Linked DNA regions of Homo sapiens: region 2 is linked to region 1. Evidence: read pairs that join two places in POLR2A ChIA-PET (ENCODE). Cell type or tissue: OCI-LY7. All regions are shown on one strand. Links, peaks and the distances in the headings refer to the core of each region. The heading gives the core; the rest is flanking DNA.

Region 1 (8,544 bases), core at 1,828-6,827:
TCCCAAAACGCTAGGATTACAGGCGTGAGCCACCATGCCCAGCCTCCAATATTTATTTTTAAAATATTACACTATTTAAACAGTTTCAAAATAAACTAACCTTTTGCCCTTCTACTGGGACGCCACATGGAGACTAGACTATAACCAAAACATGAATCTTAAATAACTTAAAATCTCTCCCTCCACAAGACATATTTCTATTGTTTGCAAAATGAGATTTTATTTTCTTGATAAAACAGTGTAATATAAAGTACTTAGAAAGCTTCTGTGCTTTTATCCATTTAAGTAATACAATTCCAGAAGCTTCAAATGTTTACTCATTCTATTAAAAATCTTTTAAGGCTATAAAAAAAAATTCATATTGTTTTACTCTGCAAATCTTCTACTCTGTAGAAACCCCCTCAAGTTTACTCATAAGAACAACACAAAGCAGAGTTTAACAGAATAACTAAAAACCTTAGAATTCTTAGTGAAAATACATAAAAACTATTAGTAATTATAAATGATTTTCTTTTCTAAGTCATTTATTCTGAGATTTCCTTTTACTAGTTTAACATACTTGCCTATAGGACTATCAAATCGCCCTTCGACAGTCCTTATAGAAAATAAGAATATTTCCAACAGCTTTCTCACTAGGCTTCCATTCTCTACATAAAGATATTAAGTAAACATGCATCTAGTGAGTCCTATGAGATAAAGAATGTCCTACACCTAAGCAGTACTTCTCTGAAATTCTGTAATATTTATTTTACTAATTTTTTTAAAAAAAGCTTTATTGAGAATATATAGTTGGACACTGTGCTGTGTGCTTTATATGTATTACTTCATTTAATAAGAAATATGTGATATTATACCCATTTCTAGATTTAAAAAACTAATGCCATAGATGTGATGTTCCCAAGATACTACAACTACTATGTTGATGATTACAAACTAGATCCCAATTTCTCTTTTTTTTTTTTTTCCTTTTTGGGACAGGGTCTCATTCTGTTGCCCATGGCTCACTGCAGCCTTGATCTTCCTGGCTCAAGCCATCCTCCCACCTCAGCCCCCCAGGTAGCTGGGACTACAAGTGACAGCCATCATGCCTGGTTAATTTTTTTTATTTTTATTTTTATTTTTGCAGAGACAGGGTCTCCCTATGTTGCCCAGGCTAGTCTTGAAGCCTGGGATCAAGTGATCCTCCCACCTTGGCCCCACAAAGTGCTGGGATTACAGGTAAGAGCCACCATACCCAGCCATATCCCAATTTCTTTACCAATATGCTACTCTTAGCACAAATAAGAACCATGGCAATAATTAATGATAATGAATAACTGCATCAAACACTCATACAGCATTTACTGTATGTTTTAATCATTCCATCCTCATAACAACCCTAAGGAAAGGCACACTATTATGTCTTATTTTACAGATCAAGAAACTGAAGTACATAGACTTTGCCACTTGTCTAAGGTTACAGGCCAGTACATGGCAGAGCTAGGATGTGCACATCAGCAGTCCAGCCCTAGAATCTGGGAGCTAAACCACTATGCCACTTTGCCTTTCACAAACTGCCTTATACTGCCTCATAGCTGATAAGGTATATATCATATCTCCTTTATGAACTCACAAGCTCTTAGGTAGCAAAGACCAAGACTTCTAACCTAATCAGCATTAGACTTTTGCCAGCATAGGGACTGGTAAATAATAAAAAGAAACTAGAAGGTGCACTGAGGTCCTAAGGAAAGCTTCTTTGTAGTAGTGACTCTTGAGGTTAACCTTGCCACTGAACTCTACAATTGTATATGTAATTGTTTAGTGCATATTTGATAGTCTCCCCTACTAGTATATAGGCTTGTTAAGGGTAGAATATTTTTTTGTCTTTCCATCTGCTATACAACATTCAAAAATAAATAAAATAAATAATAAAATAATAAAAATTCAAAATGTTTGTTGAATAAATATGTGAAAAACTTTATTACAGAGGGTTATACTTCACAATCCCTACTATCAACAGAATCAATACAAGATCTCTAGATAAGAGATTCACAGCAATTAAATAATTTGTGACAAACCACTTATCAGGTTATGGAAGCAGACAGGAGAATAGAAAAAGATAGTGATAGAAGGTAGAAACATGTATTACTTAAACCCAACAGTAAATATAGGAGCAAAGTAAACAGTGACTCTTTTTTCTCCTTTAATTTGCATACTCATGAATTTTTATCCCTCCTTCATTTTCTTTCAGAATACCCTTCAGTTGAGTACCTCTTCTGACTTTCAATTAGAATGGGGGGGTGGGGCGCAGGGCCGGGGGAGGCTGGTGTGGTGGCTCACGCCTGTAATCCCAGCACTTTGGGAGGCTGAGGTGGGTGGACTGCCTGAACTCAGGAGTTCGCAACCAGCCTAGGCAACACGGTGAAACCCTGTCTCCACTAAAAATACAAAAAAAAAAAAATTAGCTGGGCATGGTGGCGGCATGCACCTGTAGTCCCTGCTACTCAGGAGGCTGAGGCAGGGGAATCACTTGAACCCGGGAGGCAGAGGTTGCAGTGAGCCGAGATATCTCCACTGCACTCCAACCTGGGTGACACAGTGAGACTATGTCTCAAAAAAAAAAAAAAAAAAAAGAATGAACGTAGGCCCAGCGAGGTGGCTCATGCCTGTAATCCCAGCACTTTGGGAGGCCGAGGCAGATGGATCACCTGAGGCCACGAGTTCGAGACCAGCCTGGCCAACATGGTGAAACCCCATCCCTACTAAAACTACAAAAAAAAAACAAAAAACTACCCAGATGTGGTGGCACACGCCTGCAGTCCCAGCTACTCGGGAGGCTGAGGCAGGAGAATCACTTGAACCGGAAGGCAGAGGTTGCAGTGAGCAGAGATTGTGCCACTGTACTCTGGCCTGGGCAACAGATTGAGACTCTGCCTCAAAAAAAAAAAAAAAAGAATGAGGGGCAGGCCTCAATCTACGGGTTAATCCACTTATGAGCTCTACAAATATCTGCACATTTTGGAGGCCTTGTTGACAATATAGATATACTCAATGACACAATAAAATACTGAGACTTAGGCAGGAGAATTGCTTGAACCCAGGAGGTGGAGGCTGCGGTGAACCAAAACCGCGCCACTGCACTCCAGCTGGGCAACAAAGTAAGATTCCATCTCAAAAAAGAAAAAAAGACACAGTAATCAATGGAACAGAATAGAGAACCCAGAAACAAAGCCACATACCTACAACCAACTGATCTTCAATAAAGTTGACAATAATAAACAATGGGGAGATGACACCCTATTCAATAAATGCTGCTGGAAATACTGGCTACCCATATGCAGAAGAATAAAACTGGACCCCTACCTCTCACCATATACAAAAATTAACTCAAGATGGATTAAGCACTTAAATGTAAGACCTCAAACTATAGAAATCCTAGGAGGAAACTAGAAAAAAAATTCATCTGAACATTTGCCTAGGCAAAGAATTTATGACTAAGACCTCAAAAGAAACTGCAATAAAACCAAAAACTGACAATCAGGCTTAAACTAAAGAACTTCTGCATAGCAAAATAAAAATATCCACAGAGTAAACAGACAACCTACAAAATGGTAGAAAATATATGCAAACTATGCATCTGACAAGAGACTAGCACCTGGAATCTATAAGGAACTTAAATCAACAAGAAAAAACAAACCATCTCATTAAAAGGTGGGCAAAGGACAGGAACGGCACTTCTCAAAAGATGACATACAAGCAGCCAACAAATATGAAAAAAATGCTCAGCATCACTAATCATCAGGGAAATGCAAATTAAAACCACAGAGATATCATCTCACACCAGTCAGAATGGCTATTATTAAAAAGTCAAAAAAATAAGAGATGTTGGCAAGTATGTGGAACAAAAGGGAACACTCACACATTTGGTAGAAATATAAATTAGGGTCAGGCGCAGTGGCTCACGCCTGTAATCCCAGCACTTTGGCAGGCCAAGGCAGGTGGATCACTTGAGATCAGGAGTTCAAGACTAGCCTGGCCAACATGGTGAAACCCCGTCTCTACCAAATATACAAAAATTAGCCAGGCATGGTAGCACACGGCTGTAATCCCCGGTTACAGAGGCAGGTTACAGAGGAGGCTGAGGCAGGAAAATTGCTTAAGCCGAGGAGACAGAGGCTGCAGTGAGCCATGATCCCACCACTGCACTCCAGCCTGGGCGACACAGCGAGACTCCATCTCAAAAAAAATAAAAATAAAAAAGAAATGTCAGTTAGTTTAACCCCTATGGTAAACAGTATGGAGATTTCTCAAAGAACTAAAAATTAAACTACCATTTGACCCAGCAATCCCACTACTGAGTATCTACCCAAAGGAAAATAAATTTTTCTATCAAAAAGATACCTGCTTAGCCAGGTGTGGCGGTATATGCCTGTAGTCCCAGCTATTCGGAAGGCTGGGGTGGGAGGATCACTTGAGCTCAGGAGGCAGAGAGGTTGCAGTGAGCCAAAATCATACCACTGCACTCCAGCCTGGGGTGACAGAGTGAGAGCCCATGTCAAAAAAAAAAAAAAAAAGTATATATAATATACATAAAAGAGAAAAAAGATACCTACATTCTTTTTCTTTTTTTTTTGGAGACGGAGTCTTGCTCTGTCACCCAGGCTGGGGTGCAGTGCCGTGATCTCAGCTCACTGCAAGCTCCGCCTCCCAGGTTCATGCCATTCTCCTGCCTCAGCCTCCAGAGCAGCTGGGACTACAGGCGCCCGCCACCACGCCTGGCTAATTTTTTGTATTTTTAGTAGAGACGGGGTTTCACCGTGTTAGCCGGGATGGTCTCGATCTCCTGACCTCGTGATCCACCCGCCTCGGCCTCCCAAAGTGCTGGGATTACAGGCGTGAACCACAGCGTCCAGCCAAAAGATACCTACACTCTTATGTTTATCACAGCACTATTCACAATAGCAAAGTTATGGAATCAATCATCAATGTAAGTGCCCATCAATGGCAGATTGAGTAAAGAAAATGTGATACATACACAAAATAGAATATCACACTACCATAAAAAATAATGAAATCATGTCCTTTGCAGCAATATGAATGCAGCTGGAGGCCATTATCCTAAGTGAATTAATGCAGAAACAAAATGAAATACCAAATATTCTCACTTTTAAGTGGGAGCTAAGTAGCGGGTATAGATGGACATAAGGATGAAACACTGGGGACTCCAAGGAGTGTGAGGAGGGGAGGAGGGAAAGTCTGAAAAACTACCTATTGGGTATTATGTTCACTATTTGGGTGATGGGTTCAGTAGAAACCCAAACTCCAGCGCTACACAATATACCCTTATAAGGAACCCGCACGTATACACCCTGAATCTAAAATTTAAAATAAAAAAAAAGACACCTTCACTCATATGTTTATTATAGCACTAGTCACAAATAGCACTGTTCACAAGTCATGGTCTCAACTTAAGTGTCCATCAATGGACATTATTATTCTCTGACCTCCCTATAAGTAGACATATTTCCCTTTAAGACCAGTCATGGTTAGTAATCAATTCTTACTGAATCATCCTCTAATAATATGGATACTTAGGACAGTATGGAGATATTAACAAACCATTTGTTCCCACAAGCTGAAACTAAGCCATTACTTACCACCTTTCAAGTGTGACCATCCATTACTACATTAATACATTCACCTCTAAATATCATTAAGACTCAGATCAGCAACTTGTAACATTTGCCCCAAATACTTAAAAATCATTCACTTGGTTCCTGTAACAAAAATGGATCAGAAGAGGTAATTATTTCAACCAACTACCGCCACAATTGTCAGGGTCCATGGAACATCAAAAAATTATAACAAAATAATACCATCTTGCAACAGCCATTGTATCTAGGCATACCCCTGCTCTTTGTTCCATAGAGTCAACATATAACTCTTATTCACATCTCAAGGAATCTAACTTAAAATATATTCCATGGATGACCTCCTAAAAACTGAAAGAAATTTAGATTAAAAAGAGCCACACTTTGATTGAACAAATACATACCTATAGCTGAGATTAGCTGTTTAACAATGGTTCAACATGGCAATGATTTTATAGCAAAAGTCCCTGGGGAGTTATAAAAACAGAAACCTAGCACTGATATACAGTAATCTTCTGATATAATTTGATATACAGTAATTTGGATAACTCTTACAGACCAAATTGAGGTATCTACTAACCGAAAGGAAACAAAAGGAAAGGCCACCAATGATAAGTATTATGTAAATATGGCAGGTATCACAGCCTAATAAAATTAAAAGACTCCACAAATTTTTGAAAAAACAGAAGTAGCTGTGTGACCTGGGACAAGTTATTTAACTTCAAATATTATTCATTGGGATTTAATCATGGTCTACTTCTGGGGTCCACAAAACTTTTTCTCTATAAAGGGCCAGACTGTAAGTATTTTAGGTCTTACAGGTCATATGGTCTCTGTCCCAACTACTCAACTCTTCCTTTGCAGAATGAAAGAAGCTATAAACAAAAATTTATCCTCACATCACCTGCCTTTACACATAAAAAATGAAGTCTAGAAAAAAATTAACTGATGGAAATTTAGATTTGACTAGGTATTAATGTGTGATAATAATAATAAATTAACCATGCTCTCAGTGGAAATGAGAAAAGCAAGTCATCTCAGAATCCATCAAATTTGTTCATGCTATTAAAAACTTAGAATACCACCTTTTCAACCTGTACTAAACAAGAAACTAATAAAATACTGAAAGTTCTTCCAGTTAGAATTTAAAGGTCACAAGGGAGAATCACTCCACTATATTAAAAAGACAAAGCTAAACTATAAAATCCAAATTTTAAAACTCATCGGAGAGCTGAGAATACAAAGAAGTCTGAAAAAAACAACAACAACAACAAAAAACAATTCCAGAAAGGAAAAAGCCCTTTCTAGGCTAACAGACAAGTGACTACTTTCAACTCTGAGATCATGGTGAACACAGGAATGAATAATCCTATAGACTGATACGATGGACCAAATTCCAAAGAAGTCCCACAAGTAAAGTTAATCAAAACAACCTAAAAATTCTTCCCCATGGAGCTTTAATAGAGTATACATCAATGTGCACTAATCTAGGGGTAGACTCGGAGGGCAAAGTGAGATGATCTGCAGAGTAGAAAGTCAAGTGCAGTGCTAAAGCAGAGAGATCCCCGGAACTTAGCTAAACTTAAATCTCAAGATCTATTGTAGAGTGAAGACTGAATCCTCCCTTAAAACACTTGAAACCAAAAATAACTACAGTTGCAGCTCAGCCCAGACATAACTCAATTCCATGTCAGAATTAATAGTTTAGTCCCTTTTTTGATCTGTCTGAGGAATTAGCATGTCTTTTCTCAGGAAGAAGCAGTTAGAAATTTCATTTTCACTGCCTTTTTTTTTTTTTTTTTTTTTTTTTTTCTTGAGACAGAGTTTTGCTCTTGTTGCCCAGGCTGGAGTGCAATGGCACGATCTCAGCTCACTGTAACCTCCACCTCCCAGGTTCAAGCAATTCTCCTGCCTCAGCCTACCAAGCAGCTGGGATTATAGGTATGCGCCACCACGCCCAGCTAATTTTGTATTTTTTTAGTAGAGACAGGGTTTCACCATGTTGGTCAGGTTGGTCTCAAACTCCTGACCTCAAGTGATCCACCCGCCTCGGCTTCCCAAAGTGCTGGGATTACAGGCATGAGCTACCACGCTCAGCCTTCACTGCTCTTTTTACATTTAATATTCACATATAATAAAAATTACAGGATAGTCAGTCATGAAAATGTGACTTATAGGCAAGAGAAAAAAGTCAACACTAACCCACGGATGATGCAGATTGGAATGAGCAAAGACTTTAAAATAAATTTTATAAAAATATATGATATTATTATGTATAATCTTATAGAGAGAAAAAACATTGATTAAATATATTTTGTCACAGAAGAAGAAATTTGGGGGAAAAAGAGCCAAATGGAAATTCTCAAGTAAAAAATATTTGAAAAGTTCACTAAATAGACTTAATAACAGATGAGACACAGAAAAGATCCATGAATTCAGAGAGGTCAACACAAACTATCCAAATTAAAACGAAGAAAGCCAGGCACAGTGATTCACGCCTGTAATTCCAGCACTTCAGGAGGCCAAGACAAGAGGACTGCTTGAGTCCAGGAGTTCAAGACCAGCCTGGGCAACATAGCAAGACCCCATCTCTACAAAAAAAATTTATAATAAAAATAATAATAAAGTAAGAAATACTAAAGTAATTTCTTCAGACTGAAGGAAAATAATCTCAGACAGAAGTCTAGATCTGCAAGAAGGAATGAAGAGTACTAGAAAATATTGTGAACAAGACAGCTATGTCTACTGTTACCACTTCTGTTCAACACTGTACCAGTGGTAACAGCAAGTGCCATAAAGCAATAAAAAGAACTGAAGGCATGAAGACTGGAGGAAGAATTAAAACTATCTTTATGGGCCAGGCGTGGTGGCTCATGTCTGTAATCCCAGCACTTTGCGAGGCTAAGGTGGGCAG
Region 2 (6,104 bases), core at 1,095-6,094, 99 kb before region 1:
TTTCTTGGTCACCTTGACCTGCTTTTGTATTCAAATATCTCTTCCTCAAAACATCTCTACCATCTAGCTCACTCCAAAACTTTAAAGCCATTTTACAATGGAATATAACTTACTATTTCAAACAGAGACAACAGCACAGCTCCTATAACAGTCTCACCAATCTTCTTTCAAGTCACCAAAGCATATTATCAAAATAAATTTTCCTATAATAGTGCTTTAATCATGTGCCCCCTCTGCTCCGAAATGTATAGATCACCAAGGCAAAAAGACTTGATTCCAAGCTCCAAAGCATAGGCCAGCTCAACCTCTGCAAACTTATATCTCACTACTTCACAGCAGTGTGCCTCTCTTAAGGCAGGATGCTCACTTCGTCGTCTCTAGGTCAGGGTTTATTTGCCTTCTAATCATCTGAGTAATTGAAAAGCTTATGATATACTTTCTCTTACTTTTAAATGGATAATAGAAATTTTCAAAGGAAGGAAGATAGACATGAAAACAGTCATTACTTGAAACTAAAAAAGATGGAAAGTTCCTGCATTCAACAGACATGTATGGATACTTATTACATTACCAGGCAAAAAAAAAAATTTGGAACACAAGAAAATCATTCATTATTGCTCATATCAAAGCTCTTCATCTAGTGTTCCTCAAACACTATCTGGAAGGGTAGCGTCAGGAGAACCTCTAGAGATTTGAAAACTACCAATGCCTGGATCCCAACTATTGCAATTCTGACTTAAATGATTAGGGAGATGACCTAGCATCAGTGGTATTTACAAAGTCCCAAGGTAATTCTCATGAGCAGGCAAGATTCACAAAATGCTGCCTTAAATGAATGCTCTAATCCTAACTTCGGTTGTTAAAATGTAGATTCTGATTCAACAGATCTGGAATGAAAGCTTGAGATTCTACATTTCTAACAAGAATCAAAGTGGTCCACTGCTGCTGATAGAAGATGACACTTTGAATACTATGGGAAGATTGATACTATTCCTAACATCCTATTCATATGTAACTCTGATACAATATTCCTCCTTCCTAAATGCCACCCTACATCCTACAGAATCTAGCTAAAGTAACCTGCCCCATAACATACAGCCATTAAGTAGGAAAGGCTAAACCAAGACCTCTGATTCTAAACCCATACACCTAGAGCACTACAAACACACTGCATGAAGAACACAACTAAGGATATATTTGACATTATATATTCCCTATAAAAAATATTTTTAGAGAAAAAATACTCAATGTAAGTCCCAAAATAGTTCTTCCTACATGTGACTAATTTATTTTCAATCTAGTTTTTTTACAGGTAAATGGGAGAGAAAAAAATATTTCATGCCTTTGCATCTTCTGGAATGTTAAAGCACAGAAATTCTTTACAAGGACAGGTAATAACTACAGGACTGACTCATAAAAAGGTTATTCAGTCCAGTATCCTACCTACAACAATACGCTGACAGATGATGCAAAGTAATTATAATAATAGGAAATTACATTAATTGTTAAAGCAGCTGCCAATCAGCTCTAATAATTATAAAGTTCTTCATTTTATTGAGCCAGAATTTATCTCCCTGATATTTATGGCCACATGGCTCAACCCTCGTAGCTTTCGGGTAACAGCAAATAAGTGACATTCTCGGCCGGGCGCAGTGGCTCACACCTGTAATCCCAGCAATTTGGGAGGCTGAGGCGGGTGGATCACAAGGTCAGGAGGTCGAGACCATCCTGGCTAACACAGTGAAACCCCATCTCTACTGAAAAAACACAAAAAAATTAGCCGGGCATGGGGGCGGGCGCCTGTAGTCCCAGCTGCTCGGGAGGCTGAGGCAGCAGAATGGCATTAACCCGGGAAGCAGAGCTTGCAGTGAGCTGAGATCGTGCCGCTGCACTCCAGCCTGGGCGACAGAGCGAGACTCCGTATCAGAAAAAATTAAAAAAAAAAAAAGAAGTGACATTCTCATTATTGGGTTAAATCTATGTGAAGTAGCAACTGGTCAGGAAATTATAGTCTTTGTATAATAAGATGTGCATTCAATGAAATTTTGTTTAAAGAATGACAGGACAGGACAGGCACAGTGATTCTCATATGTAATCCCAGCACTTTGGGAGGCTAAGGTAGGAGGACAGCTTGAGCCCAGGAGTTTGAGACCAGCCTGGGCAACAAAGTTGACTCCTTGTCTCTAAAACAACATTTTAAAATTAGCCAGACGTGGTGGTATGTGCCTGTAGTCCCAGCTACTCAGGAGGCTGAGGCGAGATCACTCGAGCCCATAAATTCAAGGCTTCAGTAAGCCATAACCGCACCACGGCATTCCAGCCTGAGCTACAGAGCTAGACACTGTCTCAAAAAAAAAGAAAAAAAAAGAAAAAAAAAAAACAAAGTAATTCTACTACCTCAGTTGCTGTTTACAAACACCTTAAGATATATAGGACGGAACATCATCATGTACCATTGTCATTTGCCTTCTGCATACAAGAAAACTGAGGACTAAGGATATTATGAGATCTGCCAAGGGTAGTTTTGATATATACAGTTGTGATATTATAAATAAATAAATATATATATTTATTTTTATATATATAGGTTTTCATCCACGGTTCCTGGCTCATAACTCCTGCAGCCCTTGGTGTAGTCTTTTGTTATAATGTTGGGGTGCTTTAGGCCTCAGGAGCAGGCCTCAGGAAACAGAATCTCTCTCTCTAACCTTCTTCTGTCCTCCTTTTACCTGCCCAAGGGAGGCCTCTAATATGATTGCCGGTTAAAAGACCCTCATTCCAGAAAGGGTCCCTCCCCATATTCTGAAAGAAAAAATGCTGCACAAGAAGCCAGGAAGAATCTGGACAGACAGGCCTTGCTGGGTTTCCCACTCATGAGATCATGTTCTTTTGTCCAATCACATTTCTACACAGGGTCAATAGTGCCTATGTAATGAAGCCTCCATAAAAACCCAAAAGGACAGCACTTAGAGAGCTTCCAGATAGCCGAACATATGGGTGCTCCTGGAAGGTAGAGTGCCCAGGAAGGACATGGAGACTCTCTACTCCTTCCCCCATACCTTGCCCTACACATCTCTTCATTGTATCCTTTGCAATATCCTTTATAATATACTGGGGTAAATGTAAGTAAGTGTTTCCCCAAGTTCTGCAAGCCACTCCAGCAAATTAATTGAACTCAAGGAGAAGCTGGTTGGTCAGAAGTTCTGGAAGAGTAGATTATTGACTGGTGTTTGAAGGTGGGGTGGGGTGCAGTTTTGGGGACTGAGTCCTCGATCTGTGGGATCTGATGCTACTTCCAGGTAGATAGTATCAAATTTGAATTAGAGGACACCCAGTTGGTGTCCACTGCTTGCTGGTGGGGAAAACCCCACAAACGTTTGGTCACAGATGTCTTCATGTTGATTGTTATGGTGTGAGAGCAGAGGAAAACATGGTTTTAATGTTTTTCCCAAATAACTGGTGTCAGAGAAGTGAGATTTGCTAAAAAGGCCCTGGCTCACTGAAACATGTGGTTTGGGAAGAAAAAGGATAAAAGGGTAGAAGATGAGAAACCTTTGTTCTGGTGTGGCCACATGGTCACCCAAGGTATGAAGCCATAGCTGCTATGCTCGGTTATTAAAGGTAAAAGTTATCAGTGGAATTTAGAGATGGTTCCAACTCCTGGGGAATTGGTTCACTGGCTGCATAAGGAAATGCAAACTAATAAGAAAAAAAATGAACTGGCTGTTATAAATAAATAGCCATAAAACTAGCTATTATAAATAAATAATCCCTTAATTATTGTTATTTATAATAGCTAAAATGAAATTTAAAGAGAGTACTGTGTTGGTCCTTGAAGCTGGATAAACCTCAGATCTTGGTCTGTTTGAGCTCAGGCTGCTGGCCTCAAAGCCACCCTCCAAGGACAGAATTGTGCAGGGGCAACAAAGTACCTCTGAGACATGTGGTTACCAAGAAGGTAGTCAATGTGGAAAAAGGGCAAAACGAAGTAACTGCACCCCACCCCACCTTCAGACACCAGCCAATAATTCATGCCTCCAGAACTTCTGACCAACCAGCTTCTCCTTGAGTTCAATTAATTTGCATAGTGTGAAGGAATAGTTCCATTTTGTAGATTGGTATCATTAGCTTCCTAAAGAACCTTTACTAAAATGGATTATGAGAGTAACTACATTAGGGGCAGTAGCTTTGGTTTAAATGCTACCGTGGAAAACATGTTTGGGTTGATGTAGGACACAGGGCTCACTACTAAGCAATCTCAGACATCTATACATGATTGAGACACACAGGACGTTATTCCCAAGGCAACAGCCAGCATAGTGGACTGGATAAAAGCCACTGTATGATCTTTTTACTCTGGAAAGGGGGATTGCCCAACTTTCCCTAGAAATGCCAAGCAGAACAACCCAGATGAAGCAGCTGATATGCTTCATATGCAAGCTACGTAAGACTAGCTTTATGATGATAAGGATATTCGCCCAATGAATGTGTCTGTTATCTACTTACGAGGTTACAGTAAATGCTGTAGTTAAGGGGGTCCCTTCTACATAGGTCCATGAAATGAGCAGATATGGGGGTACTACAGCAGTGCTGAGAAGCGCTAAATCTAGACATTCCTCTTACACCTTCTCTCAAGCACAAAATGCCAATAAGAACTGTTCTTTTTGTCAGCAAGAGAGTCTGAGACTTCCAATGGCTATGTGGCAGTTTCCTTAGTGGGAAGACCCTGAATGTAGAAGGTAAGTGAGACTGATGCTGGTAGCCCTGGGGGGCTACAAATGAATGGGTCTTGACAGGAATAGTCACCGACTCTGAAGTGAGCTTTCCTTACCCAGTGGAAGATGCAAATGCTCAGAGTGCCATTTAAAAAACAAACAAACAAACAAAAACCAAAAAACAGAAAATATCGCATGGATTTGGACAATCATCATCTTTTCAGAACGAGAAACACATTGTACAGCCTACCATGTCCAACAAAGAGGAAAAAAAAATCCTCCTCAGAGTAACAGTTTGATGAAGGAGTAGGATGGGCAATTAAAACACTGGTTGTCTAAAACACAGGAAGATAAAAGAATGAAGGGCTGGCTTGCATGCTTTCACGAGTGTGTGCTCACATTCAACATGAGTGGGACTAAAGGAGCATCCCCTTAGATTTTTCTTGTTTTTCTGGTTCATCTGGGAAAGAGGCGGTTGGGGAAGGTGCTGGTATGACTATCCAATTCTTCCCAAGGGAGGAGTACACTGGTATAACAACTATAATTTTTTTCTTCCCCAGATGACCTCAAAAAGAAAAAACTTTTTTTCTCTCCGCTACCAGATGCAGTGGTCCTAGGACAAGGGCTGCAACTGCAAGTGCTGGAAGCAGGGATGATTTCTAAGCAAGAAACTGTAACTACATTTTTAAACCTTAAGTCAAAATTCCTAAGGGCATAATGGGGGTGGGTTGTACCTTCACTCTATCTAGCAAAATTGGGGCTAAGAGTGAATGCAACTACTACTTTTCCTGGCCATAAAAACAGCTCACTAGTTCTGCACCCATGTAATTTACCCTATCTAAAGGGGAGTGGACTGAGGAGGAGGTACTTGCTAGACTAGAGTTGTTGTCTGCAATCTAAACCAGCACAGTGGCAATTCTTAATGTGCCTTCCAAAGGAGGAAAAGTTTGGGAACTACTGGAGAGGAGGAATAGCAGCTGAGGGTAAAGACAGGAATAAATGGGTTATTCATTGAGGGAAATCCAACATTACATTAACACATTTAAAGAAGCTCAGAGCAAGAGATGACACTGTCTTTAACTCAGTTATAAGAGATGCTCAAAAGGTAAAAGTTGTATGTTTGCGGAGACTGCTCCTGCTTCTGGAATCTGACAAGACTGAAAGGAAGCCTGCAAACTTGAGTGGTCTCTCCCTGGGAGACATATTCATACAACATGATAATGAACTGGACTAATTACTAATGACTGAATGGGATTCTAGTAATGTAGCAGTATGTTTGAGTTGTATATTCTTTTGATGATGTAAAGGATCCATGTTTGAAAGCCAGGGCGTGGCCTATGACATGATTTTATCGTGTGTGTGTGTGTGTGTGTAGGTTTTCGTCCATGG

Evidence for each region. ChIA-PET counts read pairs that join two places held together with the same protein. Peaks named below come from ENCODE experiments on the same cell type or tissue, not always from the same donor. Only the 100,000 strongest peaks of a DNase experiment are listed, where the experiment ranks them.
Region 2: POLR2A ChIA-PET joins it to region 1 with 9 read pairs; 2 of 35 experiments call an interaction of 5 or more read pairs at or near these places.

Annotation. Positions count from the first base shown.
Region 1 is chr15:72,067,537-72,076,080 of GRCh38, forward strand. The region is part of intron 1 of MYO9A (myosin IXA); the gene reads right to left. Among named protein-coding and RNA genes, the nearest start is that of MYO9A, 46 kb to the right of the region's middle. In OCI-LY7, for the core only: no CTCF peak of the experiment used is centred there; DNase peaks (open chromatin) are centred at 3,745 and 4,105; H3K4me3 peaks cover 2,911 bases; H3K27ac peaks cover 4,099 bases.
Region 2 is chr15:71,969,236-71,975,339 of GRCh38, forward strand. The region is part of intron 12 of MYO9A (myosin IXA); the gene reads right to left. It also overlaps a transcript of MYO9A-AS1 not described here. Among named protein-coding and RNA genes, the nearest start is that of MYO9A-AS1, 21 kb to the right of the region's middle. In OCI-LY7, for the core only: no CTCF peak of the experiment used is centred there; no DNase peak of the experiment used is centred there.